Linked DNA regions of Homo sapiens: region 1 is linked to region 2. A link is an interaction called in ENCODE POLR2A ChIA-PET data of the cell type or tissue named here. Cell type or tissue: Panc1. All regions are shown on one strand.

Region 1 (4,000 bases), 100 kb before region 2:
TTAGACTAAATTAGAGAAAAGAAAATGTTATAAAGAAAATCATATGGAAGAGAAAATATATTTACTATTCATTAAATGGAAGTGGGTCATCAGAAAGGTCTTCATCCTTGTCATCTTCATGTTGAGTAGGTTGAGGAGAAGGAAGGGGAAGGGTTGGCTATACTTTCTCAAAGTGGCAGAGACAGAAGGAAATTTGCATATAAGTGGACCCATGCAGTTCAAACCCACGTTGTTCAACAGTCAACAGTATTTATAAATCATAACATCACTTTGTACTCCATAAGTATATACAAATGTAATTTGTCAATTTATAATTAAATGAATAAAATTTAAAAAATAAGACTACAAGGCTTATTTTCCACCTCATCCTGGTACCAAGAACAGTTGAGATTCTTGTGGGGACCTGGTCTGCTTCATCCTATGCCCTCCATGAACCGCAGAGCATGCAGAGTCCCGTTCTCATGCGGGTAAGAATCCTTAGAGATAAAAATGTTCTGGCTGGGTGCAGTGGCTTACGCCTGTAATCCCAGCACTTTGGGAGTCCAAAGCAGGTGGATCATAAAGTCAGCAGTTCAAGACCAGCCTGGCCAAGATGTTGAAACCCTGCCTCTACTAAAAATACAAAAATATTAGCCAGGTGTGGTGTCGGGTGCCTGTAATCCCAGGTACTCGGGAGGCTGAGGCAGAGAATTGCTTGAACCTGGGAAGCAGAGGTTGCAGTGAGCCGAGATGGTGCCACCGGCACTCTAGCCTGGGCAGCAGAGCAACACTTCATCTCAAAAAAAAAAAAAGTTCTTTACCCTCAGAAAATGAAAATTATGGTACGTGGTTTTTAGTTATTACTGAATACATTTTCTGTTTTCTCTTATACTTACCTTCCTTCTTTTATTCTTCTGCCACTTTATTCTATTTTATGTATCTATAAGTCACCTTCACCTTATTGTAATAAGGACCCATAAATAACTAACCCTCACACCAAATCCTTAAGGTAGGTGTCCTTGTTTCTACTTCACAGGTAAGAAAACTGAGACTGAAAATAAGTCAAGAAGGTGCCACTGAAACCATTGCTCTCTGATCCCAAAGTCCATTGCTCTCAGCACCCTTTCCTGTTACAGAAGAACCACTGTAAAATTCTTAGGAGCAATATTGCTTTCTAGAGACTGCAAGGAAATTAATAATGCAACGAATGTTATATATTGTAAACAATGTTTGTTTATAAGACTAAAGCTAAGTTACAAACCTGGTAACTAACTATATGTGACCAAAATCCAGGCATGACAGTTCACAGGCCAGTTGTTCATCCCCACCACAGCTTAATAGAGCTGCGCTGTCCTTCCTGGTGAGGTTTCCTCCAAGCCAAACATGCTTTGAGCTGGCTCAGATGCCCAGGGGCAGAAGCATGGGCTTCCTTCAGAGAAAGTAATGCTTCTGTGTCCAGAATTGGTTCCTTCCAGTTGATTTTAGTCTCACTGACTTCAAGAATGAACAGGCAGACCCTCATAGTGACTGTTATAGTTCTTAAAGATGGTGTCCAGAATTTGTTCCTTAAGATGTTCAGATGTGTCCAGAGTTTCTTCCTTCTGGTGGGTTCGTGGTCTTGCTTACTTCAGGAGTGAAGGCACAGACCGTTGCCGTGAGTGTTACAGCTTTTTTTTTTTTTTTTTTTGAGACAGAGCCTCGCTCTGTCACCCAGGCTGGAGTGCAGTGATGCAATCCCAGCTCACTGCAAGCTCCACCTCCCGGGTTCATGCCATTCTACTGCCTCAGCCTCCGAGTAGCTGGGACTACAGGCGCCTGCCACCACTCCTGGCTAATTTTTCTTATTTTTAGCAGAGACACGATTTCACCATGTTGGCCAGGATGGTCTGGATCTCCTGAACTTGTGATCCGCCCACCTCAGCCCCCCCAAAATGCAGGGATTACAGGCGTGAGCCACCACACCCGGCCAGTGTTACAGCTCTTAAAGGTGGCGTGTCTGGAGTTATTCATTCCTCCCGGTAGGATCGTGGTCTTGATGGGTTCATGGTCTCTGTGGCTTCATGAGTGAAGCTGCACACCTTGGCAGTATTACAGCTCACAAACATAGCACAGTTCCCAACACTAAGCAGAATCAAGATTTATTGTGAAGACCAAAAGAACACAGCTTCCACAAACTCGAAACAGACCCTACAGGGTTGCTGCAGTTGGGCCGGTGGCCAGCTTTTATTCCCTTATTTGGCCCCGCCCATATCCTGCTGATTGGTCCATTTTTACAGAGTGCTGATTGGTCCATTTTACAGAGTGCTGATTTGTCCATTTTTACAGAGTGCCGATTGGTGCATTTACAAAACTTAAGCTAGACACAGAGCACTGATTGGTGTGTTTATAATCCTTTAGCAAGACAGAAAAGTTCTCCAAGTCCCCACCCGACCCAGAAGACCAGCTGGCTTCACCTCTCACTTCCATGCTGCCAAGACCCCTAAGACTCCCAGAGCCTCCTTCCTCGGCTCCTCACTGCCCCTTCCCGCCCTACTCCATGCCTCCATGTTTTCCCCAGGACCCAAGGCCAGACTTCGCTCTGAGCTCCCTGACGCTTTGGGCTGAGGCCAGGCCCTGATATACCGGTACTGCAGGAAAAGAAAGGAAAAGAATCCAGAAGGCTCCTCCTGGGCTTGCACAAATTCCCCTCTGCTTGGTCTGAAGAGGCACGTACTAGGAGAGTGCACAGGTAACAGTGAAGCCCCCTTACCCAGTGACCCTTCCTCCTGGTTACCACATTCCCCAGTGGCGCCTGGTCTATGACAGCTGTGTCTCTGCCTCCACAGGGCTCAGGGCAGGTCCTGGGGCACTTCTCCCGCTGGCCCTGGATGAGTCAGCACCTCAGGCGCATGCAGTAGGTGCTCAAGACTCAGATCCCTCCTCTTGTCTAGGCCTCCAGTTGGCCCGGATTCTGGGGGCCCTAGGGGACCCCCTCCCTCCCCTTCTGGCTTTTGCTCACACACACTGGACCTGATAAAAGTTCCAGCATGATTTATCAAACACCCTGGCTCCTCCAGGCTGAGCCCCTGGGGGATTTTGAAAGGAAACAGGCTCCATGTGCTTCCAATCCACTCCACGCAGCTCATTGCGCTATTGTTCCGTCTAGCGGGGGATGTGCGGGACACCCTGGAACCGTTCGTGGCTCTGTTTAAAGATGTTTTTCTTAGAAGCAGGAAGTTACGTCCTGCCAAGAAGAAATGAAAATAAAGCCCCGAGGGTTCACTCGGGGTTCGCTGGGAGCCGCGCTGAGCTGTTGCAGCGTCTTGGCCCGGCCGAGGAGGAAGTTTAAAGGGGCCTCTGTCTAGAGCTCTGAAGGCAGGCAAGGCAGCCTGGCAGTGACCATCAGGCAAGTCAGAGACACACGCGAGCTCTCTGCCCCAGGGGCCCTAGGGTGGCCTCACAGGGCACAGCAGAGCCCTCCTTCTCGTGATCACGCTGCGGTCGGGTTGGCTGCTCCTTCCCATTCGTTCCTCTGAATCTCTGCAGAGGCCGGGGGCATGTGGGAAGGGCCCAGGAAAACCTCAGGTCCAAATCTTGGCTCCTTGTATGATAGACGTGTATCTTGCACAAAGTACTTCACCTCTCTGGGCAGCAGATGTCGTGCTGTGAACTCTGGGGCTGCTCTTCCCCCTGCCCCAGGCTTTCTTACATACTTCCTACTAACCCCCAGCCTCCGAGGACCAGGTTCAGACAAAACTGTCTATCAAAGTCATTCCCTGGGTGAGTGTGACTGAACAAAATCAACAGCCCAGCCCGGTAATGCCAAGAGGCTCCAGGCCTCCCACAGAGGGAGGGGCTCCTCCAAGGCTGTGGGTACAGGTGTTCTTCTGGGGTTCCCAGGGCAAGCCGGGAAGGAGTACTGCAGAGCCCCACGGAAGGATGCATGAGCACAATTGCTCTTTCTTGCCTCTGAGGAAACTTCTTGGCAGACAGTGTAGAATTCATTTCTACCTCTTTTCATTCATTCAACAAGTACTGAGAG
Region 2 (4,000 bases):
AGAGTTGGCAGTGGCCCCCGAGGTTCCTTGGAGACACACATGGGCACACACACGCATGCACACTCAGACACACACGGAGGAGGAAGGCAATCTGCTTCTCAGCCCATGCCAGAGGGCAGTCACACTGTGAGAGGAACTCCAAGATGGGTCACCAGGAGAATGTGACATGCGTCCCTCCAAAGACTGAAGGTGAGGGTACGTGGCTATGTCTGCTCTGCCCAAGCTGGCACAAGGGGAAGCAAAGGACAGTGAAGAGAGGGGAAGGACCTAGGGCATCTAGGCCCCAAATTACAGGCTGATGGTGGCACTACGAGTGGCCCCAGTGAAAGGCCTTCCCTCTGTCAAGAAAAGGACAATCTGGGTCCACAGTGGATTGGGCCTTCATCAGCCCCCAAAGCATCATTCAAAGAGAGCATCAGAAATTGCACCCAGAAGTCTGAAAAACCCCAAGCTGTATGACATCAGCCACTTTGTGGCCTTTTTTCCTAATCCTTTCTCCTTCCTGAGTCCAGCTTAAGAAGGATAATAAGCAGTTCCTGTTGAGTTGGGGGAAAAGAAGGGTGAGAACAGCTGAGTTTCTCTAGGCATCTCCTGCTGGAGGCTGGGGAAGCTTTCACTGGGATGAGAGCCCAGAGTCAGATTTACGCTGGTCCTGACTGTGCTGTGCGGTCCTGACAGTGCTGTGCGATCCTAGACTGACCGACTAGACTGAGCCACTGAAAATTTAGTGGGAGTTGCCCCAGATTTTATTGAACAGCAGGGAAGGAAAACCAGGAGAGCAGATTGGAAAGGGCAATAGTGAGAACTACAGAAGCGGTCCTCCACTTGGCCCCCGGTGAAGTCCCCTGGATCCTGTCCAGAAAGGTCCTCCTCACCAGCAATCAAAAAAACACAAATTAAGACAAAAATATGTTTCTCTCGATTCAGAGGGGCAAATATGCAACATGCCAATGTGGTCTCAGGATGGTGAGGAAATTGCTCATGCATCACTGAAGAGCCTGGGAGTGCAAAAACTCCCTCCAGAAGGCAAAATGCAGATTTGCTGAAACTAAACTTACACTTTACAAAAATCCCACTTCTAGGAATATGTTCTAAAACATCTCTTGTATGTGCATAAAGTTGAATATAGATTCATTGCCTCATTAGAAAAGTGCAAATTTAGAACAATCTACGTTTCCATCAATAAGGGTGGCTAAACAATCATATGAAGAAAGCTCTACATCACTGATCATTACAGAAATGCAAATCAAAACCACAATGAGATACCATCTCACACCAGTAAGAATGGCTATTAAAAACAAAAAAGAAAACAGATGCTGGCTAGGCTGTGGGGAAAAAGGAACGCTTATACACTGTTGGTGGGAGTATAAATTAGTTCAACCAATGTTGAAGATAATGTGACAATTCCTCAAAGACCTAAACAAAGAAATACCATTCAACCCAGCAATCTCATTACAGGGTGTATGCCCAGAGCAATATAAATAATTCTGTTATAAAGGCACATGCACATGTATGTTCATTGCAGCACTATCCACAATAGCAAAAACATGGAATCAATCCAAATGGCCATCAAATGGTAGACTGGATAAAGAAAATGTGGTACGTATATACCATGGAATACTCTGAAGCCATAAACAAGAAGGAGATCATGTCCTTTGCAGGGACATAGATGGAGCTGGAGGTCATTATCCTAAGCAAACTAATGCAGGAACAGAAAACCAAATACTGCATGTTCTCACTTATAAGTGGGAGGTAAATAATGAGAACACATGGACACATAGAAGGGAACAACACACACTGGGCCTGTCAGAGGGTCGGAGGGAAGAGGGAGAGGATCAAGAAAAATAACTAATGGATACTAGGCTTACCACAAGGGTAATGAAATGATCTGTACAACAAACCCCCATGACACATGTTTACCTATGCAACAAACCTGTACATTCTGCACTTGTACTCCTGAACTTAAAAGCTAAAAACACACACACACACAAACAAAACACGATGACTGCATACACACACAGAATAAGATGCAGCTGGTAAAAAGAATGGCTCTATCTTCTGATATAAAAAAGTCTCCAAGACACAGGAAGTGGCAAAAGCAAATCACAGAATTGTATCCAATGTATGACACTCCTTACATTAAAAAGCAAATATAGGCCGGCCACAGTGACTTACGCCTGTAATCCCAGCACTTTTGGGAGGGCGGATCATGAGGTCAGGAGATCAAGACCATCCTGGCTAACACGGTGAAACCCCGTCTCTACTAAAAAATACAAAAAATTAGCCCGGCGTGGTGGCGGGCCCCTGTAGTCCCAGCTACTTGGGAGGCTGAGGCAAGAGAATGGCGTGAACCCCGGAGGTGGAGCTTGAAGTGAGCGAAGATCATGCCACTGCACTCCAGCCTGGGTGACAGAGCAAGACTCCGTCTCAAACAAAACAAAAAAAAAAGCAAATATATATGTATGCGTGTGTGTATGTATTTATATATTCATACATATATAAATATGTAAAAAATAATTAGAGAATTCTCATCAAAATGTTGCCAGTGGTTACCTCTGGGAAGGTAGTGGTTACCTTTGGGAGGGTAGTGGGTACATGTGAGGAGAGGTTTTTTGTTTTTTTGTGTTTTTTGGAGACAGGGTCTCAGTCTGTCACCCAGGCTGGAGTGCAGTGGTGTGATCTCAGCTCACTGCAACCTCTGCCTCCTGGGTTCAAGTGATTCTCGTGCCTCAGCCGCCTGAGTAGCTGGGATTACAGGCATGTGCCACCATGCCCAGCTCATTTTTTTGTATTTTTAGTAGAGACAGGGTTTCACCATGTTAGCCAGGCAAGTCTTGAACTCCCAACCCCAAATGATCCACCTGCCTCAGTCTCCCAAAGTGCTGGGACCACAGGTGTGAGCCACCACACCCGCCTCACGTTTTTTATTGAGTAAACTTCACTGCTATATGAATCTTTTGTAATGACAATGTATTTATATATGTGTATGGTCAATGTTAATAAAGGTTAGAGAAGTTAAAAATGAAGAAAGAGTACTGTGGAGGATGGAGTGGATGAAGGGAAAAGCCAATCAGAGAAGCACCCTAGGGTGCTGTAGCAGTAGTCCAGGGGACACCTGTGGAGGCTGGAATTAGACATGGGCACGGGAGGAGAAGGGGGAGCAGGTGAGCATGGGCTTAAGAGGACAACTGGCACAGTTTGTTGACTGTGGACATGCGGGCTGAGAGGAAGAAAATAGATTAATGTGATGACTAATGTAGCTGATGACAACTGTCCCACACTTCGAGCAGGGGCCCAGGGCAAGGAGCAGGGTGGGGAAGGAAGCAGAGGTGAGAGTTCATATCCCAGGGGATACACTTCTGGCCCATCAGACAGTGGAGTGTGTGGGCACACACCTCAGGCGGCAGATCTTGGAGATTCCAATTTGTATTTCTGAACATGTAAGTGGCTTTGAGCATGATCAAGGTGAACAAGAATAGAAATATGGAAGGCACCAACAGATGATGGACAGATGAGGAAGGAGATGATAACTACAGCAAAAAGGCCAACCACAGGAGAGGCTGCCATTTGTTGAGCAAGTGAGATATGCTGTGTGCTGTCCCTTTATTTTATTCAATCATTATAATAATGGGAGGTGGGTTTTATCATGATTCCCATTTTATAAATGAGCAATTGGAAGCTTAGAATCACCAAATAATTTTCCCAACATAGCAAAGAATCCAGCTCTGGCTGACTCCACACTCACAGCAACTACACCACTTCGCTTCTGCCGAAGCAATCCTACTTGCACTCCTCCTTTTGGATTGCTGAGAAGCATCACTATCTAATTACCATAAAGCCCCCTCCTCTCCATGCCTGCTATCTTTGTCCTGGTTTGAGACCTCTTTATCCCTCCCATCCCTACCTTCAGTCTATCCTGCACAGGACTGACAAAGTCATCTTCCAGAATCACAAGCATGACTACATCAGTATTCTACTTAAAATCCTTCAGTAAGTATTC

What was found. Peaks named below come from ENCODE experiments on the same cell type or tissue, not always from the same donor. Only the 100,000 strongest peaks of a DNase experiment are listed, where the experiment ranks them.
Region 1: POLR2A ChIA-PET joins it to region 2 with 10 read pairs; 4 of 35 experiments call an interaction of 5 or more read pairs at or near these places.

The regions. Positions count from the first base shown.
Region 1 is chr10:47,165,196-47,169,195 of GRCh38, reverse strand. No RefSeq gene overlaps it. Among named protein-coding and RNA genes, the nearest start is that of GDF10, 130 kb to the left of the region's middle. In Panc1, CTCF peaks have their summits at 3,434 and 3,637; no DNase peak of the experiment used is centred here; H3K4me3 peaks cover 814 bases; H3K27ac peaks cover 1,545 bases.
Region 2 is chr10:47,065,384-47,069,383 of GRCh38, reverse strand. No RefSeq gene overlaps it. Among named protein-coding and RNA genes, the nearest start is that of PTPN20, 160 kb to the right of the region's middle. In Panc1, no CTCF peak of the experiment used is centred here; no DNase peak of the experiment used is centred here.